Regions from separate parts of the Homo sapiens genome. Here all the other regions are linked to region 3. A link is an interaction called in ENCODE POLR2A ChIA-PET data of the cell type or tissue named here. Cell type or tissue: OCI-LY7. All regions are shown on one strand.

Region 1 (2,500 bases), 230 kb after region 3:
AGGCTGGAGTGCTGTGGCATGATCTCTGCTCACTGCAACCTCTGCCCCCCGGGCTCAGGTGATCCTCCCACTTCAGTCTCCTGAATAGCTGGGACTATAGGCTCCCAACACCACACCCAGCTAATGTTTTTGGTATTTTTTGTAGAGTTGGGGTTTCACCACATTGCCCAAGCTAGTCTCGAACTCCTGGACTCAAGCAATCCACCTGCCTTGGTCTCCCAAAGTGCTGGGATTACAGCATGAGCCACCACACCTGGCCTAAATTTTTTCTTAAGATTAGAAAATTAAGAAGGTCAGAAGGAGCCAAATCAGGACTGTAAGATGGATGCCTAATGATTTCCCATTGAAACTCTAGAAAAATTGCCCTTGTTTGATGGGAGGAATAAGCAGGAGCACTGTTTTGGTGGAGAAGGACTCTCTGATGACACTTTTCTGGGTGTTTTTCTGTGGAAGCTTTGGCTAACTTTCTCAAAATACTCTCATAATAAGCAGATGTTATCATTCTTTGGCCCTCCAGAAAGTCAACAAGCAAAATGCCTTGAGCATCCCAAAAAACTGTTGCCATGACCTCTGCTCTTGAATGGTCTGCTTTTGCTTAGACTGGACTTTTATCTCTTGGTAGTCATTGCTTTGATCGTACTTTGTCTTCAAGATCATACTGGTAAAGCCATGTTTCATCTCCTATTACAATTCTTCAAAGAAATTCTTCAGGATCTTGGTCCCACTTGTTTAAATTTCTGTTGAAAGCTCTGCTCTTGTCTGCAGCTGATCTGGGTGCAATGGTTTTGGCATCCATTGAATGGAAAGTTTGCTCAACTTTAAGTTTTCGTTTAGAATTTTCTAGTTGAGAACCAGTTGAGATGTCTATAGTGTTGATTATTGTTTCTGCAGTTAATTGTCAGTCCTCTTTAAATAGGCACAAGCAAGATGAATTTTTTTTTTTTTTCCAAATTGAGATGGATGGTCTGCTGCTGCGGGCTACATCTTCAACATCATCTCATCCCTTCTTAAAACAAGGCTGGGTGTGGTGGCTTGTGTTTGTAATCTCAGCACTTTGGGAGGCTGAGGCAGGAGGATTGCTTGAGCCCAGGGGTTGGAGACCAGCCTGGCCAACATAGCGAGACCCCCCTCTCTACAAATTGAAAAACAAACAGACAAACAAAAAAACTAAGTTATCTATTTGCAAACTGCTGATTTCTTTGGAGGCATTATTTCCATAAACTTTTTGTAAAGCATCATTGATCTCACCATTTTTCCACCCAAGCTTCACCATAAATTTGATATTTGTCCTTGCTTCAGTTTTAGCAGAATTCATGTTGCTCTGACAGAGGCTCTTTTCAAACTTATGTCTTATCATTTTAGTGCCTTAAACTAGATCCTGCTCAGACACATAACGTTAGTCCAGTTTACTTTTGAAATCTATGCATAGTTTTTTCATAATATGTATTTTCCATGAACTTTTTGCGGGGGGTAGACAGGATCTTGCTCTGTCATCCAGGCTACAGTGCAGTGGCATGATCATAGTTCACTGTAGCCTCAAGCTCCTTGGTTCAAGGGATCCCCCGGCCTCAGCTTCCCAAGTAGCTGAGACTACAGGAACATACCACCATGCCAGGCTAAGTTTTATGTTTTTGTAGAGACAGGCCCTCCCTATGTTGCCCAGACTAGTCTCAAACTTCTGGGCTCAAGCGATCCTCCTGCCTTGACCTCCCAAACTGCTGGGATTACGGACGTGCACCACCGTGCCTGGCCTCTATGAACTTTTTGAAGACCCTTTGTGTGTGTGTGTGTGTGTGTGTGTGTGTGTTAGAGAGAGAAGAGGTATTTTTTATTTCATTCTGGAAAAAAATATTTAAACAAAAACTTAAAATCATTAGATAAGGAGTTGAAACCACTCAAGTGCACATGAATTATACCCCTGAAATCAATTTACCGGTCTCCAGGAAATGGAAGAATCCACCAGGTGCCCAGGGATAAATTGTGATTTGGGGTTTTGACCATCAGGTTTCTCATTTGTCCAAGCAGCAGGCTGTTTCCGGGCATCTCTAAGGCCTTCTCAATTCTAGCCCAAGGACATTCTTTAGTTAGTTATGGTGTCAGTATGTGGCAGAAATGCCGTCACCAAGCTCTGCCGGGGTTTCAACCAGTGCTCCAAGTGGTCCTCACGGAGTGGGTGGGGGTGAGAGGCTGGCTGAGCGCAGCACCCAGTCATGCTCCTCAGTGTCTTCTCTTTCCTACCTTCCCTTCCAGAGTGCCTGGCTTCCCCCATGGCAGCTTTGAGGCTATGCCCACATTTTACAAAAGTCTTCACATTTCATGAGCCGTCTTCAAGGTCCATATAAGACAATTTCGTGACTGAAGAGAGGCAAGTTTCCACTTAACATCTGGGCATTTTTCATTTGTCTATTTGTCCCATGATGCTTTTGAGCAATGGCCAGACTCAGACGAGTTTTGGTAATTGTGGTGGACATCTGTTTTGGTCTGACCAACATCCCTTTCC
Region 2 (2,500 bases), 130 kb after region 3:
AGGAAATGATATACCATGGTATCAAATGTTCTTTTCTGATAAAGGAAGCAACTACAGAAAGCTTTTATTTATTTGTTCAAAGTAACCAGTGCTATGGATGCAAAAAACCCCCAACAACTCTTCCAACGCTACTTTCAAAACAAACATATCAAACTTGATTTTCATTAGGATGTAGTTATTTTGTCACACTAGTAAATCAAAATCTAAGACCCAATTTTTATATATATATATAAATATATATAAAAGAACAATGTGAACAATTATTGAGCTTCATCTTCTGGACAAGAATGCCAAGTTAGTCTCTCTTCATAAAAAGCAATTACAATTTGAGGACACTTCATATTTGCCTCTTTCGCCAGCACCAAGTCTGCCTCATCTGAATCTTTCCTGTTTTAAGAAAAAGAAAAATTCAGTTACAAGTCGAAGTTGTTCATGTCAACCGACAGCCATTCATTTAAGAAATAATAGTCCAAACAAAAGGTATTGAAGTGCTCCAGGAGAGTTATGTTACTTGTTGCTATGTTCTAATAAACTTCATTTTCAAAACAGGCCACAGTTTGCTGACCCTTGCTTTAAAACACTACTAGTAAAAGTAACCAGAATCATCCTCTCAGCAGATAGTTTTTCCCTACCTAATGATGAAAAACCATTTCACAAATTAAAAAAAAAAAGCTACTCTTACTTTCAAATGTAACAATCTCTGCATACTCACCATTTCATGAGAAACATCAATTCTCCACTGCTGTCTGTGGCACCAATTATTCTTTCAGGATCAAGACCTCTGGCAAATCCTCTTGGTTTGTCAGCCTGTTTAGAAGACATTTTTTCATACAGCAAACTCAGAGTATTAAATTGTTTTCATGGCGTATTTTAAATAAAAACATTCCAATAGTGAGATGGAAATGACTAGAGCAAGAACCCATATTTGGTAATTAAAAACATCTGATTTCCATTAACTTTACAAGCAGAAAAACCTGAGTTTGATACTCAACGTAGAATACTTAAAATTTCTGAAAACATTCAGAATAAAAAGTCAAGAAAATTACTGCGTTCAATGACACCAAAGTCAGAGTTGTGTGGGCATACAGAAAAACTAACCTCTTTATTTCTGGTAATAATAAAGTCTTGAAAGTTAATATATTTCAAATGACTTCCAGGAATTAGTCTGAATTACTGACACATTTTAAAAGCATAAACAAAACACAAACGGTAAGAAATATTAAAAATGTTAAAACTCATACCAACTATCTGTAATCATTCTAAATGATAGTAAATGTTAGAACAAACTTGTGTAACCTGTGGCCCAGGATGGCTTTGGAGGCCCAACACAAATTTGTAAACTTTCTTAAAACATTGAAACTTTCTTGCGATTTTTTTTTTTTTTTTTTTTAGCTCATCAGCTATGGTTGGTATTAAGTCTATTTTATGTGTAGCCCTCGACAATTCTCCTAATGTGGCCCAGGGCTGCCAAAAGATTGGACCCCCTGCGCTAGAAAGTACTTAATATAAACCAGTGGCTCTCAAAATGTGGTCTACGGATTCACTGGGGATTCCAGAGTCCTTTTTGGGAGGGGGTTGTGTAAGGCCCCCTTTTTTCATCTATTTGTGACTTTGGATTGTCTTCATATACCTCCACCAAAATGATCCGCCACAGCAATCAAATGTGTTTAAGTAAAATTGCCTTAAGACACATGTTGAATATCTGTAAAAATGTAAAATGCTACTCTTCTCAGCTTTTTTAGAAAAGTCATTTTAGAAATTTGTTTTAATTTCTACTGTTAGTATTGATAATTATAACCCATATAAACAAAAGCTCTCTGGGGATCCTCAATAATTTTTTTAGAGTATAAAGAGGCCCTGAGACCAAAAAAAGTTTGAGAACCAATGATATCAATAAATCCTTTATTCCTGTCAGAGTTTTACATCAATGTCACAAGCTCTGGAGTCACACTGCCTGGGTGAGAATGATGGACCTACCCCACTTACGAGCTGTGTGGCTTTGGGCAAGTTAATTAACCTCTTTGTGGTTTAGGTTAATAAAACAGAATTTTAGTATCTACTGCACAGATATTTCACAGCACATTAAAAGCAAATAATTTGGCACACAGTATAGCACATGCTAAGGACTCAATAAGTGTTGTTAAAGTTGTGCCTGATTTATTATTTAATAATTTTTTGAGACAAGGTCTTGCTCCGTTGCCTAGGCCAAAGTGCACTGGCATGATCACAGCTCACTGCACCTTGAACTCCCAGGCTCAAGCAATCCTTCTGCCTCAGCCTCCCAAGTAGCTGAGACTACAGGAGGTGTCCACCACGTCTTGCTGATTCTTTTTTTTTTCTTTGTAGAGATGGGGTCTCACTATGTTGCCCAAACTGGCCTCCAACTCCTGGGCTCAAGCGATGTTCCTGCTTTGGTTTCCCAAGGTGCTGGGATTATAGGTGCGAGCCACCGTGCCTGGCCAAAACTGCTTCTGTTGAGCATGTGATTTATTTTCAAAAC
Region 3 (2,500 bases):
TCCTAAATTGCTCCTGGGGATAACATCGTTATTGCAAAACCTAAGATCCATGCTTTAGATACTTTGCAGACCCTGCAACTGCACTGGAAGGATCAGCTGATATCACCCAGAGTGGTAATCTGGCTCAAGCAGTTCTGCCATCCCACCCAGGCACAGAAGACAGGAAGAAAACCTCATTTTGACCCCCCTACGATTCCATCTCCAACCTGACCAATCAGCACTCCCTACTTCCTAAGCTCCTACCCGCCAAATTGTCTTTAAAAACTCTAATCCGGCCGGGCCCAGTGGCTCACACCTGTAATCCCAGCACTTTGGGAGGCCGAGGTGGGCGGATCACGAGGTCAGGAGATCGAGACCATCCTGGCTAACAACACGGTGAAACCCCGTCTCTACTAAAAATACAAAAAATTAGCCAGGTGTGGTGGCGGGCGCCTGTAGTCCCAGCTACTCGGGAGGCTGACGTAGGAGAATGGCGTGAACCAAGATCACGCCACTGCACTCCAGGCCTGGGCAACAGAGCGAGATGCAGTCTCAAAACAACAGCAACAACGCTGGTCTCCCACACAGCGGGGTCTGCGTAAATTACTCTCTCGCCGTTTCAATTCCCGTCTTTATAAATTGGCTCTGTCTAGGCAGTGGGCAAGGTGAACTCATTGGGAAGTTACTATCCCACCTCTACAAAATACACAAAAATTAGCCAGACATGGTGGCATGTGCCTGAAATCCAGGCCACTCGGGAGGCTGGTGTTGTAGGGCTGCTTGAGCCAGGGAGGCAGAGGCTGCAGTGAGCCAAGACCATGCCACTGCACTCCAGCCTGGGTGACAGAGTAAGACTCTGTCTCACAGAAAAAAAAAAAAAAAAAAAAGGACAAAGGAATTGATAGACGTTTCTCCAAAGATGACGTGCAAAGGGCCAATAAACATATGAAAACATGCTCAACATCACTAATCCACAATGAGAAATTAACTCACACCCGTTAGGATAGATCCAAGAAACAAAAAACCAAAAAAGCATTGAGGAGGATATGGAGAAATCGGAACCCTTCTGTTGGCAGCAATGTAAAATGGTGCAGCTGCTATAGAAAACAGTATAGCAGTTCCTCAAAAAATTACAGAAAACTACCACATGATCCAGGAATTCCACTTCCAGATATCCATCCAAAAGAGCTGAAAGCAGGCTCTCAAAGAGCTATTTGTGGGTCCACATCCACAGCAGTATTATTCACAATAGCCAAGAGGTGGAAGTAACCTAAGTGTCCATCAATGAAATGTAATGGATGAGCAAAATGTGGTCTCTCCATACAATGGGTACCATTCAACCTTAAAAGGGAAGGAAATTCTGCCACATGCTACAAAAGAGGACGAACCTTAAGGACATTATGCTAAATGAAATAATCCAATCATAAAAAGACAAATCCTTTATTATTCCACTTACATGAGGTTTTCAAGGAAATTAAATTGATAAAGACAAAGTAGAATGGTGGTTGCCAAGGGCTAGAGGAAAGGGTGAAAGGAGCATTTAAGGGGGAAATGGAACATTCTTGTTTACTGATACAGAGTTTCACTTCTGTGAATGAAAAAGATCTAGAGATCTATTGTACAACAATGTGAATACACTTAACGCTACTGAAGTGTACATTTAAAAAGTGGTAAGGTCTATACACTAGTATGGTGTAGACCATGTGAAAAAAATAATAAAAATGGGTAAGATTGCAAATTTCATGTGTTTCTTACCACAATTAAAAATAAAGTTTTTGAAAGAAGGTCAATAATCTACTTAAATGTTTCATCTTGCTATTAACAGAAGTGCAAATAAAAACAAGTACCATATTTTTTTCTTTAAAATTAGAAATTTCTGTAATAATATCCACTGCTGGCAAGGATCATGAGAAATGGGAACTAAATACTGTTGGTAGGAATGTGAGCTATTTCAATATTTCTGAAAGATAATTTGGCCATATATTTCAAAAGCAACAATATAAATTGTTTATATTCTTTAACTCGATAATTTGACCTCTGGGAACTCAATCTAAAAAAATATCAGTGCTACATGTGCAAAATATTTGTACAGGAAAGAATGTTCAAAATGCAGTGTTTTTAAGAAACAATCAAAGAAAATGGAAACCTAAACGTCCATAAGCGGAGTAGAAAAAAAATGAATTATGTTCCATCTGCATGACAGACTACCTCATAGCCATTATAAATTGTTATAAAAGAATATTAAATGATCGGGGCTGTTCAAACAGTATTGTTGATTTTTTGTTGTTATTTTTTGAGACAGTCTCGCTCTGTCACCCAGGCTGGAGTGCGGTGGCACAATCTCAGCTCACTGCAACCTCCGCCTCCTGGGTTCAAGGGATTTTCGTGCCTCAGCCTCCCCGGTAGGTGGGACTACAGGTGTGCACACCAAGCCCGGCTAATTTTTTTGTATTTTTAGTAGAGACGGGGTTTCACCATGTTGGCCAGGCTGGTCTTGAACTCCTGACCTCAAGTCATCCAC

The links. Peaks named below come from ENCODE experiments on the same cell type or tissue, not always from the same donor. Only the 100,000 strongest peaks of a DNase experiment are listed, where the experiment ranks them.
Region 1: POLR2A ChIA-PET joins it to region 3 with 9 read pairs; 2 of 35 experiments call an interaction of 5 or more read pairs at or near these places.
Region 2: POLR2A ChIA-PET joins it to region 3 with 5 read pairs; 10 of 35 experiments call an interaction of 5 or more read pairs at or near these places.

Annotation. Positions count from the first base shown.
Region 1 is chr7:26,107,546-26,110,045 of GRCh38, reverse strand. The region is part of intron 1 of LOC105375199 (a long non-coding RNA gene); the gene reads left to right. All of the region lies in intron 1 of LOC105375198 (a long non-coding RNA gene), which reads right to left. Among named protein-coding and RNA genes, the nearest start is that of NFE2L3, 43 kb to the left of the region's middle. In OCI-LY7, no CTCF peak of the experiment used is centred here; no DNase peak of the experiment used is centred here.
Region 2 is chr7:26,209,969-26,212,468 of GRCh38, reverse strand. It overlaps CBX3 (chromobox 3), which reads right to left. Exons shown (of 6, transcript NM_016587.4): 5 at 713-807; 6 at 1-387. The coding sequence ends at 261. Among named protein-coding and RNA genes, the nearest start is that of CBX3, 9.5 kb to the right of the region's middle. In OCI-LY7, no CTCF peak of the experiment used is centred here; no DNase peak of the experiment used is centred here.
Region 3 is chr7:26,336,477-26,338,976 of GRCh38, reverse strand. The region is part of intron 1 of SNX10 (sorting nexin 10); the gene reads right to left. Among named protein-coding and RNA genes, the nearest start is that of SNX10, 46 kb to the right of the region's middle. In OCI-LY7, no CTCF peak of the experiment used is centred here; DNase peaks (open chromatin) are centred at 1,536 and 2,421; H3K4me3 peaks cover 1,466 bases; H3K27ac peaks cover 1,774 bases.